2 separate regions of the Homo sapiens genome follow, and region 2 is linked to region 1. A link is a loop called in an ENCODE intact Hi-C map of the cell type or tissue named here. Cell type or tissue: IMR-90. All regions are shown on one strand.

Region 1 (8,000 bases):
AATTTTAAAATGTTTTTGAAGTAGCCAAGCTCTAAGTTTTCCTAAGCAAGTTGATTTGCTTTGTTCTTAGGGAAGAATATAGTTTATGTTTTAACTTTTGCATATTCCCTTTCTCCCCACCATCAGTGCTAAAGCTAAGTGCACTATAAATTGTTTGATAAAAGCCATTCAGGGAGCAGGAGGCAAGGTGAGGTACTGCGATGACAAAGGGAGAGCTTGCTGAGTGCCTGGAGACCCAGGGCCCGGGGGTCACTAACATTAGTGAGACTTGTCTTGAATCACTGTGCCGAGACAATGCATACTTGTGCTTTGGCAGAGCATTGAGATGCACTGAATCATTATCAGTGTCATTAAGGGCCTTCAGAAACGTGTAAGCGATCTTTATAAAGTTTTGCCTTTGAGTATTACCTGAAAAGTACCTTGTGTAGTTTGACAGTATTAGTCAAAGATATCAAATGTCCTTTGTAAGATTCTGTTGCCACTTTAAGGACCAGTATTATTAACCGCTGATTACTTTTTCCGTCTTTGCCAAGTAATTGTATAGGACTTAATCTTTATACCAAGAAGAGAATTTTAACATGCATAATCACTTCTCAGTGCTTCCAGTCTGCTTTTAGTATTAGATAATAGTGTCCTATTTTAGTTGCCTGATGTGTCTGTGGTTTTAACGTGATTATCTTACCCTGAGGGATGGAGGAAATCAGTGAAAAGTTCACTGCTGCTTTGTGAATTAAGTTATGCCTTGGCACGAAGTACTGATCATTTTGGCATTCAAATACGGCATTAGATCACCTTGCCTGCAGTTGGGGAATGTTCTGAAAGTGCTACCTAACACTGCAGGATTCTCCATAAACTTGAGCTGGTATAGAAAATGATGTTTATTGTATCCTCTTCTCAAATATCTTGCCAAGTTACTGTCATCAGACTCTTTATTGATAGAAAATTAGTTAGGCAAAAACCATTTTCTTCTCCTTGCATGGCAGAGGTGATGAAATTTATGAGAAAGTACATATAAGGGAAGGTTCGAAGTGTTGATTGTGAATATAAGCCCTGGCTTGAAACAAAGAATTCTTGGCTTGTATGGTGGAATGTTTTGTGTGTTGTTTTCTTTTCAATCTCAGCTCTTGTATGTGGAAATAATGAAATGAATATTTGCTATGAGTGTTGGTTGGGGTTTTTTGTTACAGATACTAAGAGTTATTCTAGTAGTGTAAGCAGCAAGTGATTTATTAAGGGTGATAGCTAGTTTAGCAGATTGGGCAGGCTGACAAAAGAGACTGTACTCTGAGTTTCTGGGAATGGTTGCCAGTTCTGCACTGTGGAACAAGCCTGCTGAGGAGCTGCTGCTACTGATAAAGTCAGGGTGCTGCAAACCAGGAACCCAAGCAAGACTCACCCCCCTTCTTCCACTTTCCCTACATAACACCGTTCTGAAGGAGCCCCATGTGGTATGTCTGGTTGGTGGAACCTAATTAACATGTCTGCTTGTATACCCCCAATTTGCTTATTTGCTTTCTTTTTTTAAATTCTATATTGGGAAGTGAGGTTTACACAGTAAGGAAGTAGTGAAAACATAACAAAGATGATTTGGGGCTCCATGAATAACAGATACTTATTACAGTATCAATTTAAAATAATATAATGTTAATTATAATTATAAGCAGTATAATAGTAATCAATAATATAAGCTTTTAAGTGAAACTTTTAAGGAAACCTACTATTTAAAAACGTACTTTTTGGGCCAGGCACGTGGCTCATGCCTGTGATCCCAGCACTTTGGGAGGCCGTGGCAGGAGGGTTACTTAAGGCCAGGAGCTCAAGACCAGCCTGGGCAACATAGCAAGACCTTGTCTCTACAAAAAAAAAAAAAAAAAAAAGCACACCTGTTGTCCTAGCTACCAGGGAGGCTGAGGCAGGAGGATCGCTTGAGCCCAGTTCAAGGCTGCACTGAACTATGATGGTGCCACTGTACTCCAGCCTGGGCAACAGAGTGAGACCATGTCTCTACAAAATACAGCAACAACAAATACTATTTCACTGAGGGATATAAAGAATATTTTATGGTTGTGTTACTTTAAAATTCTATTTAAGCTAGCAGGGGTATGTTGATAGGAAAGCCAAAGACAGAGAAATTCCAGGGTTTTTTTTTTTTAATCCTTGGTGAATACCACTGCAAGTCAAGACCCATTCTTGTGAATTTGTTTTTCTGATCAGAGAGAGTTGAGACTTATGAATCAGTTAGTATAAATTCATTAGTTATTTGAAGAATATTGAAGAATGAAATTAATATGAATCTGATGGTGGGTTAGCAGAATTACAAATCATGACATTATTATAATTTTAAAAAAATTTTATGTGTTAGAGACAGGGTCTTACTCTGGTCTCCTAGGGGGAAGTGCAGTGGCGTGATCGTAGCTCACAGCAGTCTCAAACTCCTATGCTTAAGCTTAGGTGATCCTCCCCTTCAGCCTCCCGAGTAGCTGGGACTGTGTGTCACCGTGCTTGGCTAATGTTATAATTTTTAATAGATGGCTATTTATCTGAAGTTTTTTTTTGTGTGTGTGTGAAAGAGAGTTAGCCCTATAAGGAACTTCGAAATCACATGGTCCAACACCCTGATTTTTATAGTTGAGGAAACCAAAGCCCAGGGGCTGAAGTGATTTGCTCAAGACTGTATAACTGGTTGGTGGTAAGGCCGCCTGATTTCATAGCCTATTCATTTCCCACTAAACTCTCTAGGAAAGCACAGGTTTCTCCACACTGGGAAAAGCTCCTGGATTCCCCATACTGGGATTTGAGCCCTGACGTAATAGTCAGGATGTCTTAGTGGAGTTGTTGGTTGATAACACTGGTGCTCTTTTGTTTTTTTGAAACAGGGTCTCACTCTGTCACCCAGGCTGCAGCGCAGTGGCATGATCTCCGCTCACTGCAATCTCTGCTTCCTGGGCTCAAGCGATTCTCTAGCCTCAGCCTGCCAAGTAGTTGGTACTGTAGGCATGAGCCATCAATGCCGGCTAATTTTTGTTGTTGTTGTTGAGACACAGTTTTACTCTGTCACCCACGCTGCAGTGCAGTGGTGCCATCTTGGCTCACTGCAACCTCTGCCTCCTGGGCTCAAGCAATTCTTGTGCCTCAGCCTTCCAAGTAGCTGGGATTACAGGTGCACACCACCATGCCCAGCTAATTTTTTTTTGTATTATTAGTAGAGACGAGGTTTTGTTACATTGGCCAGGTTGGTCTCGAACTCCTGACCTCAAGTGAGTGGTCCACCTTGGCCTCCCAAAGTACTGGGCCATAAGCCAGTGTGCCTGGCCTCTATTTTTTGTATTTTTGTAGAGACGGGTTTTGCCATGTTGCCCAGGCTGGTCTTGAACTACTGAACTCAAAATGATCTACCTGCCTGGACCTCCCAAAGTGCTGGGATTACAGGCATGAGCCACTGTGCCCGGCCAACACTGGTGCTCTTTTATGTTTCAAATGAATAGTGGGACATTTATTTTTGAATTTTGAGGAAAATGAATCACAGAAGTAAGAATTTTGTTCAAAATAACACTTGGGGTAAAAACACACCAAGCATACCTAATTGAAGTTGTAAGTTTCACTTGGTAAAATAAGCTGCAAAAATGGAGGGGATTTACACACAGCTCTCTTCTATTTTAGTCCTCTGGGTTGTTTATAAATTTGCTCATACATAACTCTTTTGCTAAAGCATTTGCCATTACGTGTATAGTCGGTACAAGTTAAGAATTACTAGGAAACTTCAGTCTGGCTCACTTCATCATCTCCTTCATGTCTTTGCTCAGACACTGCCTTTGTAGTGAGTCTTACCCTGACCCCGTCCTGTTTAAGACTGAGCCCACCTGCCCTCCATTCATTCCTGAATCCCTTTTTCTTAACAGCCTGTCCTTTTTCTTTGCAATAGCACTGTATTAGTCAATTCTTGCACTAGTATAAATAAATACCTGAGACTGGGTAATTTATAAAGAAAGAGATTTAATTGATTCACGGTTCCACAGGCTGTACAGGAAGCATGACAGCTTCTGGGGAGGCCTCAGGAAACTTTTAGTCATGGCAGAGGGAAGCAGGCACGTCTTGCATGGCTGGAGCAGGAGGAAGAGAGAGAGTGGGAAGGTGCTATACACTTTTAGATAACCAGATCTCGTGAGAACTTGAGAACAGCACCAAAGGGATGGTGCTAAATCATTCATGAAGGATCTACCCCTAAAATCCAGTCACCTTGCACCAGGCCCCACCTCTAACACTGGGAATTAAAATTGAACTTGAGATTTGGGTGGGGACACAGATCTAAACCATATCAAGCATGTATCCCCTCTGACCTTATGGTATGGTTTGGTTGTGTACCCACCCAAATCTCATCTTGAATTGAGGTTCTCATATTCCCCACATATTGTGGGAGGGACCCAGTGGGAGGTAACTGAATCATTGGGGCAGGTTTTTCCTGTGCTGTTCTCATGATAGTGAATAAGTCTCATGAGATCTGATGGTTTTATAAAGGGCAGTTCCCCTGCACACGCTCTCTTGCCTGCCGCCATGTAAGATGTCACTTTGCTCTTCCTTCACCTTCCGCCATGATTGTGTGGTCTCCCCAGCCATGTGGAACTGTGAATCCACTAAACCTCTTTTTCTTTATAAATTACCCAGTCTCGGGTATGTCATTATTAGCAGCATGAGAACAGACTAATACACCTTATATGTACATCTCCTCCATATAATTTGTCTATTATGGTTTCTATTTATGGTGTGTCATCTTCTTCAGTAGAGCATATGAAGGCAGGGACTTTTGTCTGTTTATATATCCCCAGGATGAAAAATAAAAAGTGCCTGCCACATAGTAGATAATAAATGTGTTGAATGAATGAACTTGGCAAAAGCAGCTGCTTTTTGGGATTCCTACTGGTAAAATGACAGATTCTCAGTCCTACTGGTTGTTTTTTTAATTGACTTAATTGAGGATGGCAAAATCATCAGTTGGTATATAAAGAAAGTAAGTGCATGAGTTGTGTTGTATACAGTTTTCTGGAACCTCCTTGCTTGTTTGGCAATAAACAGGGAACTCAGATTCAGATGAAGAGTCATGAGATTATGCAGATATTATCAATGGAACTGGTTCTTTAGATCTTAAAATCGAGAGTACTAAATGATAAAAATGCATACAGAGATTCTCAGATACAGACTTGGACATGTAGCTGATTTTTAACATAAGTGGTTTAAAAGGTTTTTGTTGTCAACATTGTGGCCCAAAAAGTTGAGTTTCAGGGTATGAGGGTACTGTGGTGATGGAGGATGGATGAGGAAGGAAGTGAAGGCATCAAGATCTCCCATCTTGTGAGAGTTGAACAGTGCTTCGGGGTCATCTAGATGTGAGAGTACATTTCTACTAATCTAAACTTTTTACAAAATGCTAAAACATGAGACAAAGCGATAACATTTAATGAAGATAAAGCTTATAATGTTCTAAAGGTTTCAGATAAGCTGATGGTAGTCTTCTATTGAGTTCTAGGGCGTAAGGTAGTTTATGAATGGTTATTTTTATTATCTAAAGATATATTTGACCTTTAGAATTCAGTGACAATAAAGATGATAGATAATGTCTTAGGAAGATATTAAGAAACCTAGAAAATACTATAGAAATCAGATATGCCAACTTTTTATATGAGCCTAAGTCCAAAGCTTACACGACCTGCCCAGTATCTATCACACAGCTAGTTAACGGCAGAGTTGGGATGAATTTTTGTCACAGATTTTCACTGAAGTATCAATAGGAGACGAATGTACAAGCCTCTCTTTGGAGATAACCCAGGGAGCAATTACGAACTTGTTTTGAGGTCTGCATTTTATCTTAAAAATTTCAAAAGTCACGCAGTTATTTCATCCTATACAAAGTATTTATGTCTTTCTCTTTTTATGTGTGTAAGTATGTGCATTATTTTAGTCTTGCAAAAATGTGCTTACTTGAGGAATTGCCTTTTGGAAGTTGAGAAAATGAACAGAATGAGAGATCACTGTTGATTATTGTCTTAGAAGAAGTGTCAGCAAATCAAAGTTTTAAAGAAACTGAAATGAGGAAATGTATCTACTTGATCTGTTCTAAAATTACATTAGAGGAAATTAATGATAGCACAGTGAAAAAAACTTAGAAAATATTTTAAACCTTAAGAAAGGATTGTTATTTATGCCATTCTTCGTAAGGGTAGTAAGACATCATATTTTGTGTCTTTTTCCTAGATGTACTGGTTTTGGCAGCAGTTTTTGAAAAGAGAGATGATTTGTATATATAGTTTATATATATTTTTTTTTCCTGAGGATAAAATTATACTGGTATGGAGAAAGACAGCAAACCTCACTGTACCCTTCCCCCTTCACTAGGGATATGATAAAGGTTTTTACTTCTTAATCTTTTATGTAAATTTTGCTTTTGCAGCACATGGTTAAATGAGATATTGATCATGCAACTGAGTTGTAACTCAATTTTAGTATACTCCAAAATGTAGTTTTCACAGTTGATAAGAAAGCAGGTGTACTATTAGGAGCACTGGGCTGGCAGTCAGGAGGTTTTGACTTAATTTTATTGGTAAAATTAAGAGTATTACAGTGGTAATGGGGTATTGGGTCTTTTTTGGCTCTACAAGCTTATGGTCTGTATTTGTTCATGATATGCTTAGTGCTTCCATACATATACTTTCTAAAATTCACATTTACAAATAGTGTGTGTGTATTTCACATTTCAGTGGCTCCATGTAACAACAGTTCCCTTGAGATGGCTATCTGAGAACCTGGGCCCCTCACTTTATCCTGGTCAACGGGTTTTCCTGTGTGACTACCAGATAAGTCATTACGTAAGAACTTGCTGTGCAGTCACTGGTGGCCTATCAAGGGCCTTTTTCTACTACGTGGGGTGAACTGTATGAGCCTTTTAGCAGTTTTTGAGAAAAAAGCCTCCTGAGACCTTAGGATTTTTAAGTGGGCCTGGAATCTTTAGGAACTGGACAGTAGCTACCCCTGAGCAGTTTGCCATGTGGGGTCCTTACATCACCATTGGAAGCAGCTGCCTGAATTTTTATTGTCTTGCACTAGCAGGTTTTCCAGTGCTTTAAGGATTTAAGATTCAGTTGGGCAGCAGTGTATGCACAATTGTTTTACCATGCTAGTATCATGTACTAGTGGTCTTTTCTCACTGAAGGCATACTGTTGCGTGTGATATTTTCAGTTAAATGCGTCACACTAGCTAATTTAGTAGCTTTAGGTGGACACGCAGACATACCCTACAGAAATATTGGGTTCATACTCCATTCTGGTGGAGTCACATGTTTAGAAGTTCACATGTGGTCTCTGTTGGCGGCCCGTCATGGCAAATGGTGAGTGCCATGTGGCTGGGGAAGAGATGCTGCTGTGTTCAAGGAGCCGGCATGTGTGTTGCCACTGGAGTTTCGTACTTGAGAGATGAGTTTGCTGTTTTTTTAGAAATCAGCTCCACAATCAGAGATAGTTTTAATGCCCTTGAATTATTTTGTGATTTAGCTCGTACTATTTATCACATCTTTTGGATTTGAAGTTTTAAAAAATGGGCAGTTTGATCAAGTATGGTGTAGATAGAATAAACCAAAGGTTCCCTGTGAAAGACTTCCTTTGAGGCTAGAGAAAGCCTTTATTCCTCTTTCATTCCACTAAGGTATGGCAGTGTTAAAGCAGATGGAAGGCTGGGGTTTGAGCTGAAGTTGTGTGAAAGCTTCACCAGCCAATTGGCTGACTCTAATGGTGAGACAGGAAGAACCACCCACGTTTTCCATTTTGGATTTGAGTCACAGAAAACAGGTTTCCTGCAGAAACCATTTGGCTTTAACAAATTTACGGAAATTTCATCTTTGATCAAATTGATATTTTTATCTGCATTGTACATGTATCTCAAATTAATTATTTCCCCCTTTTCAATCTTTGCATGTATTTCAGATGAATTATTTCCCCCTTTTCAATCTTTAGGT
Region 2 (8,000 bases), 57 kb after region 1:
ACAGGTTCTACCTGGACTGCCAAACCTTCTGGTGCTTTGGGGTACGAGCACCGGTCTTTGCCCCACTACCCACAGCCCCTGGCCCGCTTGCTGCTTCGAGTTACTGTAGTTCAGCCTGATTTGGGTAGTTCCTGTGTACACTGAGGATTCAGAAGACAAAGTCAGACTTTAATTAGAATAAGCCCATTTGCCACATATGGAAATCTTGTTCAGTTAGAATGGAGTAATTCTGATGGAATCTTTCTAAGTGTGTTCATAAATCCTGTCCTTTTGCTTGAGTTTAAAATTTGCATGTTTATTCATGTTCCTAAGTGGATTACTACTGCAGATCAGCTGCCAGCCATGTCTTATTTATATAATTAGTTGTAGCTCATTAGTTAAAGATTAACAAAACGAAGTACATATTTTGAGTGTTATAGATTTCTTCACCTATTCTATGGGTGCAAGCTGCAGGCCAGTTGTGTAAAAACAGCAAGTTTTGTTATCTTAGATATCTGACTCTCAGAATATCTTTTAGAGCAAGCTTGTCCATCCTGCAGCCCACGAGCCACATGTGGCACAGGATGGCTTTGAATGCAGCCCAACACAAACTTGTAAACTTCCTTAAAACATTATGAGACTTTATTGCAATTTTTTTAAAGCTCATCAGCTATCGTTAGTGTATTTTATGTGTGGCTTAAGACAATTCTTCTTCCACTGTGGCCCAGGGAAGCCAAAAGATTGGACATTCCTTCTTTAGAGGTTTATTTTACCCACGGTTTTCTTCTGATATTTGTACGATTTGGTTATGGTAGTGTAGGAAAGGCCTGTTGCGGGGTCTTACCGAGCTCTGTTCTACCGTATTACATGAGATCATAGTGTGAGGGCATGATAGGCCCTTGGTAAGTCTTGTTTGAAGTGCTTTTTTATTTAGCTGAATAAAAGGTGGGAGGCCTAATGTCCGGGGTGATAGGCTGGGAAGAGGAACTTCCCCTTTTGTCTTCAGTAGGAATTGGGAATATCTGTGAGTGAAACTACTAAGTTCTGATGATTTTTATTCTTCTTAGCTTCCATTTTATGTGATTGGGAACAGAGTTTGGCAATTACATAGTTTGAAATAGTGTTTAAAATTATTTATTGGAAGCTCTTATGGACGTGTCTGACTTATTTAATACATTTTAGAAATTGGTACATGTGCTGTAGATGATTACTATTGGGCATGTGTGTGGGTATTCTTTTAACCAATAAGCTTAGCATTCATAGGAAATACAACCATGGTGGGAGCTTAGTAGGTGATCTGAAATGAGCAGTGTGAGAATTGTGGAATTTCCAAATATGCAGTGTTTGGTTTCTTCGGAACAGGGTTTCTAAACCTCACCAGTATTTTCGCTTTAGGCAGGATAATTCTTTGTTGGAGGGGACTGTCCTGTGCATTGTAAGATGTTTAGTGGCTTCCCTGGTTTTTGTGTATTACATGCCAATAGTGTGCCCACCCCCCACTTCACTTGTGATGACCAAAAATGTTACCAGATGTTGCAAGATGTCACCTGTGGGTACAAAATTGCTCCCTGTAGAGAACTAGTATTTTGGAATAGTGATTCCCATAGGCATGTGATGGACCAACTCATCAAAATCACTTTGTTGTTGTTGTTGTTTTTTCTTCTATACATACAGCTTCCAGGGTGAGATCTTTGAGTAGCAGTCTGTGGACAGACTGAATGAATAGCCAAGCAAGAATTTGTTGTTTAAGTGGGAATGGCTGTTGGTTGGCTTAAATTTAAATATGTGTTGAGGCGGGGCATAGTGCAGTGGCTCACGCCTGTAATCCCAGCATTTTGGGAGGCTGAGGCGGGTGGATCACCTGAGGTGAGGAGTTCAAGATTAGCCTGGCCAACATGGTGAAACCCCGTCTCTGCTAAAAACACAAAAATTAGCCGGTGTGGTGGTGCACACCTGTAATCCCAGCTACTCAGGAGGCTGAGGCAGGAGAATTGCTTGAACCCAGGAGGCGGAGGTTGCAGTGAGCTGAGATCTTGCCACTGTACTCCAGCCTGGGCGACAAGAGCAAAACACCGTCTAAAAAACAAAAGCCCAATAAATGTGTATTGAGCTGCACATAAAGAGATTACCAATTAAAGAAGGTTTTAGAGACAAAGTATAAAATTTCATAATTGTGATTTGATTAGTAGTGGTGATTTTTTTCCCCTTTTACTTACTATGAGTTATAGTTGTGTGTTTTTCAAAATTTGGAAATAACTACTAATAAAGTTCATAATTATTTTAATCTAGGTTTTGAGAGATTACCTGAAGTTGCACTCAAAAGCAAGATATACTACTAACTTTGAAATGGAATAAGGTGAGTTGGTGGATTAGTTCCAAAGTCACATTGCAGGGAGGAAATGTCACTCAAACTGTCATTCTTAGAAGACCTGCTATTTGGCCAGGCGCTGTGGCTCACGCCTGTAATCCCAGCACTTCGGGAGGCTGAGGTGGATGGATCACCTGAGGTCAGGAGTTTGAGAACATTCTGACCAACATGGTGAAACCCTGTCTCTACTAAAAATACAAAAATTAGCTGGGTGTGGTGGCACACACCTGTAATCTCAGCTACTTGGGAGGCTGAGGCAGGAGAATTGCTAGAACCCAGGAGGTGGAGGTTGCAGTGAGCCGAGATTGTGCCATTGCACTCCAGCCTGGGGGACAGGGCGAGACTCCATCTCAGGGAAAAAAAACAAAAACAAAAACAAAAACAAAAAACCCTGCTCTTTATAGCAGAATTTTGATTTATCAAATGTCCGATATTTTCTGCCCACTGGCTTTTCCCTTTTTGAAGTGGAAAAGGAAAATATGGGAAATGCTTGTGCAGTTTTAGTCATTGATTTCTGAATTCATTGTTGTCATCTTTGCAGATGAAATAGTTTGGATAATTTTCTGGCTACTTAAGAAGGTTTTCTGTTACATGTTTATGTTTTCCCTCCATAGTGAATGCATTTAAAATCTTCTCTATGTTTCTTGAAATTAGGTGAGAGCTTATACTTCAACCCATGTTCTAAGAATCTTGTTAACTCTAATGCATTGGTGTATAGTTTGGGGTGCCAGGCTTTTCCTGAATAATTGAGAAATGATCAGATGATCTACCCTTTGACTGACGTATACTGGTATATGCATTACTATTGCTCTTCGAGTGACTGTACTGGCTTACTCATTTCTTAAACATTTTAAACAATTACAAAAGGATATTCTTTTATTGAGAAAAACAACAGCTTAATGCAGATTAAGGGAGACGTATTTTATACAGGCCAAAAATACTGTCATATGTTAAATTCTGGGGTTGTATAGGTTTCATTATACTTAACCTTGATCTCAGCCAGATGCTGAAACAAAGACCTTGGAGTTTTTCTCATTTGTTGCTTTGTCAGAAGAAAATTTCCTAAGGAGTCAGCTCTTCTGGAGTGACTGCATCCTATAACGGATGGTCAAGTTATCTGACCATCTCCCCTCCATAAACCTTTGTGCAGAGCTTAGGGGATGGGTAATTGGAGCACTGCTTTTAAAGTGGCTTGCTATTTGTGACCTTCCTTGAATTTCAGTAAGGGAAATTTGGGAATCATTATCTCTGAAAATGTTTTTAAAGTACATTAGGGCACTTTTCTGGGTTACATTTATTTGACCGTTCCCAGCATCATTCTTCTTTAATAGAGGTGGAATCTAAGATTTTTAGATATCTGTAATTTTTAGCCATTTGAAAAATCCAGGCTTATAATAGCAACACAACTGAAAAACTGTCTTTGAAAACATAACATCTTTGGAACTGCCAAGAATTGCTTAATGGTGAAGCAAGCAGCCTGCAGGAATGCTCTGTGAATGTAGCTCTGCTCTGGTACTTCGAGAGGGAAGAAAAGTCAGTACATATTATTGAGTGCCCTGTGATTTTTACCTCAATCTTGGAAGCTGTTTTTCTAGATATACTTTTTTTTTCCCTCCAGAATAGCTATATGTTATTGAAATGTGCACCTTCAGTGCAGTTCTCAAATGTCTTAATTATTTTTTTTTTTTTGAGATGGGATCTCACTCTGTCTCCCAGACTGGAGTGCAATGGCATGATCTCGGCTCACTGCAACCTCTAACTCCCAGGTTCAAGCGATTCTCCCGCCTCAGCCTCCCAAGTAGCTGGGATTACAGGCGTGTGCCTCCACACCCAGCTAATTTTTGTATTTTTAGTAGAGATGAGGTTTCGCCATGTTGGCTAGGCTTGTCTTGAGCTCTTGACCTCAGATGATCGGCCTGCCTCGGCTTCCCAAAGTGTTAGAATTACAGGCGTGAGCCACCATGCCCGGATGTATTAATGGTATTTTAATAATAACTCTTGGTTGATAAACTTAAACATGACAGTTTTGAGCAGGCACCTTAAGTTCTGTATACTACCGTGAGGCCAGGCACTTGTTTAGCTTCTGTGTCATACAGCTACCCCTTGTATTTTGTTCTTTTTTTTTTTAGTATAATAAATCTATAGTTTTATTAACACAGAAACTGATAGTGTGGTATGAGGTTTACGTTTAAACAAAGTTTTCACAGAAATCTAACACATGCCTAAAAAGATTTTACAATCTAGCTCTAGATGCAAGTCCAGACAATATCAAGAACTGATGGATCTCATGACTCAAGACAGAGCATTTTGGGTTTCAGTTACTTGTTAGGATTTCTTAAAAATGGTTTTTGTTTTTTTTTTATGGGTTTTAATACACCTTGTCTTTTGAATTGAGTTGCTTCGTTTGATAACTTGAACCTCTGGGCACTGAAATATCTTCTTTTAATAGAAGTGATATCTGGTAATGCTGGTACAGTATCTCTAATAGGTCAGGTGGGAGATTCTTCTGTTATACATCCATTCTTACTCAGGTCTCCTCAGGCAACACAGGAGGAGGCCATGACTCAACAGTTCTCCCAACCTGTTGGTGACATGACTCTTCGCCTTCTAAGTGTATACTTCCTTCCTAAGTGCTATTTCTCTACTTAAGGGATATCTAAAACAATTTCTATACTCTAAAAGAAAGAAAAATCTACACACACACACACACACACACACACACACACGCATGCACACACACACAACCTTGTATATATATAGTTTTATGTGTACCTTATTAAATCCATCATTCTTTTTTAAATTATTTTTTGAGCAGCATTATTCTAGAATATAAATACTGAATTGAATAAGCATACTTTTTTCTTTTCCTTTAAACACACTTTTAAAATACAGTTTTTAAAATTAAATAGAAACATGGTCTCACTGTGTTGCCCAGGCTGGTCTGGAACTCCTGACCTCAAGTGATCCTTCTCCGTTGGCCTCCTGAAGTGCTTGGAATAAAGGCATGAACCACCGTGCCTGGCCTGCATGTAACTTTCGACTCCTCCAGAACTTAACTACTAGTAGCCTACAGTTGACCAGAAGCCTTACCAATAACATGAACAGTTGAATAACATGCATTTTGTATGTTATATGTATTATATACTGTGTTGTTACAATAACATAAGCTAGAGAGAAGAAAATGTTATTAAGAAAATCCTATTGGGAGGCCGAGGCGGGTGGATCACGAGGTCAGGAGATCGAGACCATCCTGGCTAACACGGTGAAACCCCGTCTCTACTAAAAATACAAAAAATTAGCCGGGCGAGGTGGCGGGTGCCTGTAGTCCCAGCTACTCGGGAGGCTGAGGCAGGAGAATGGCGTGAACCCCAGGGGGCGGAGCCTGCAGTGAGCCGAGATTGCGCCACTGCACTCCAGCCTGGGCGACAGCGAGACTCCGTCTCAAAAAAAAAAAAAAAAAAAAAAAAAAAAAAAAAAGAAAATCCTAAAGAAGAGAAAATATATTTGCTATTCATTAATGGAAGTGGATCATAAAGGTCTTTATCCTCATTGTCTTTGCATTGGGTAAGCTGATGAGGAGGAGGGAAAGAAGAGATTGGTCTTGCTGTCTCCAGTGGCAGAGGTGGAGGAGGAGGAAGGGGAGGCAGGAGAGGCAGGCACACTTGGTGTAACTGTTATTGAAAAAATCCACTTTTAAGTGGACATGCACAGTTCAAACTCGTATTGTTGAAGGGTCAACAGTGCTAGACAGTTTTATTTTCTAAATGCTAACTATAATACAGTATAAAAATACTAAAAATGTATAGTAGCTAGGGGATGATTAGAGAATCTTCCTTTCATCTTTGGCTGTGACTAGTTTGAATTGAGTTTGACATGGCCTGAGGTCACTTCAGAATTATTTTGTTACACGTTTTTATTATCCAAAGCCCATTTCTTTGTTCTTAAAGAAGAAAATGATAGGAAATCCTTTAGCCTAACAAACATTTTTATCAGCCAGTAGAATGGTGATCTGACTCTTTCGTATTTACTAATGCTGTTGTACCCTTTTTCTCTTCAGTAGGAACAACTTATTCTCACTCAGCTTTTATTTTTATGTTCTCCAGAACATAAGAGAGCAGCTGCCCATGCCAAATAGTTACCTCTTTTAAACTCATTCTACTGGAGCAAATGGTAAGAGGTATTTGAATTAAGTTGTCTTTGGAGGGGTGTGCCTTATTTCTTAATACCTGATTATTTTTTTGGGCCCAGATCTGCATGGGTATGATTGTCTATAGTAGTATATTGTAATTTTATAATGGTACCATGTTGCCCACTTTCTTGACTGTCTCATATATTTAAAATTTGCTAATAGTGGATTTGAACAAAAGTCTAAAGGAAGGAATCAGAAAATAAAGAAGAGAGAACATGAACTATGTGGATGTAGTTGGAGGTCAGGGTAGGAATTGTGCAGAGCTCAGCCCCACCCCCTACTGTCCCTATTTGACTTAAAAAGTTGGGTGACATGAGCATTTTTGAAGACCTGGCTTCTGAGACAGCAGGTCACACGGCAGAACTGGAGAAGAAGCTTGGGAGAAGCTTGCATTTGCCAGTTGATCATGAATTGCTAATGTTTCTCGAAGGGCTTAGGAAACAGTGATGGGGATTTTATTTTAAAACCTGGACTTCATTTTAATGTTTGTCAATCCCTCAGCATATTTTATATATAAGAGGAAGTTGTAAATGTCTTCACTAGTATTTAAGTGCCTTTCCCCAAAACCATGTATGGAAAATTAAGGCCATATGGTGGGTAAAGTCTTAAATGTGGGGAAGTTCAGCATGCCACGTTCTGGAGCTTTTGGTGCTCCTGCGGGGAGGGCTTTATTGTATCTTTTTGGAAAAGATTTTTAATAAGCAGGAGAATGTAGCGTTGAATGTCCTTGGCTTGAAGGCCATTACTACTCACATCTGCACAAAATGGGCCAAGGTCTTCAGTGAGTAGATGATAAGGGAAACACAGTGGTATGGGTGGGCAGCCCTTCCGCCTGATATCAGCCTCTCAGAGCAGGGGTGTTTCCTGAACCGTTGCTGTCTCAGCACATGACTAGCCTTGAGTTCTGCCTGTAATAGTTTCCTTAATTAAAACGGTCTGATTGGCACTCTGGATGAGCGTTCAGTAGGTTAAATAGTGAATGGTTGCTGTAGAGCTAACGGACTTTGTTTTCTTTCAGGGTTTTTTTTTTTTTTAAGTCTATAGCTTAATTCAGTAACTGACCCTTGTCTGCTACCGACCAGTGTTTTTTTCCAGTCAACTGAAAAGTAAATGTTTTGAGAAATTGACTAGGTAACATTTGATAAATATCTGTCTTTGTGTAGGGACTTTCAGGGCTGTTCTGGCCTGAAATGAAAGCTTTTGGGCCAGGGGTGATGGCCCACACCTGTAATCCTGTAATTTGAAAGGCTCAAGGAGGATCTCTCTTTTTTTTTTTTTTTTTTTTTTTTTTTTGAGACGGAGTCTCGCTCTGTCGCCCAGGCCGGACTGCGGACTGCAGTGGCGCAATCTCGGCTCACTGCAAGCTCCGCTTCCCGGGTTCACGCCATTCTCCTGCCTCAGCCTCCCGAGTAGCTGGGACTACAGGTGCCCGCCACCACGCCCGGCTAATTTTTTGTATTTTTA

What was found. A loop is a pair of places that touch in the nucleus more often than their neighbours do. Peaks named below come from ENCODE experiments on the same cell type or tissue, not always from the same donor. Only the 100,000 strongest peaks of a DNase experiment are listed, where the experiment ranks them.
Region 2: a loop joins it to region 1, with 1.8 times the contacts of the local background. A loop is called at or near these places in 5 of 110 quality-filtered maps.

Annotation. Positions count from the first base shown.
Region 1 is chr14:71,354,711-71,362,710 of GRCh38, forward strand. All of the region lies in intron 2 of SIPA1L1 (signal induced proliferation associated 1 like 1), which reads left to right. Among named protein-coding and RNA genes, the nearest start is that of SIPA1L1-AS1, 37 kb to the left of the region's middle. In IMR-90, no CTCF peak of the experiment used is centred here; DNase peaks (open chromatin) are centred at 1,241 and 3,731; H3K27ac peaks cover 1,640 bases.
Region 2 is chr14:71,411,680-71,419,679 of GRCh38, forward strand. All of the region lies in intron 2 of SIPA1L1 (signal induced proliferation associated 1 like 1), which reads left to right. Among named protein-coding and RNA genes, the nearest start is that of SNORD56B, 17 kb to the left of the region's middle. In IMR-90, no CTCF peak of the experiment used is centred here; DNase peaks (open chromatin) are centred at 3,162 and 3,822; H3K27ac peaks cover 1,738 bases.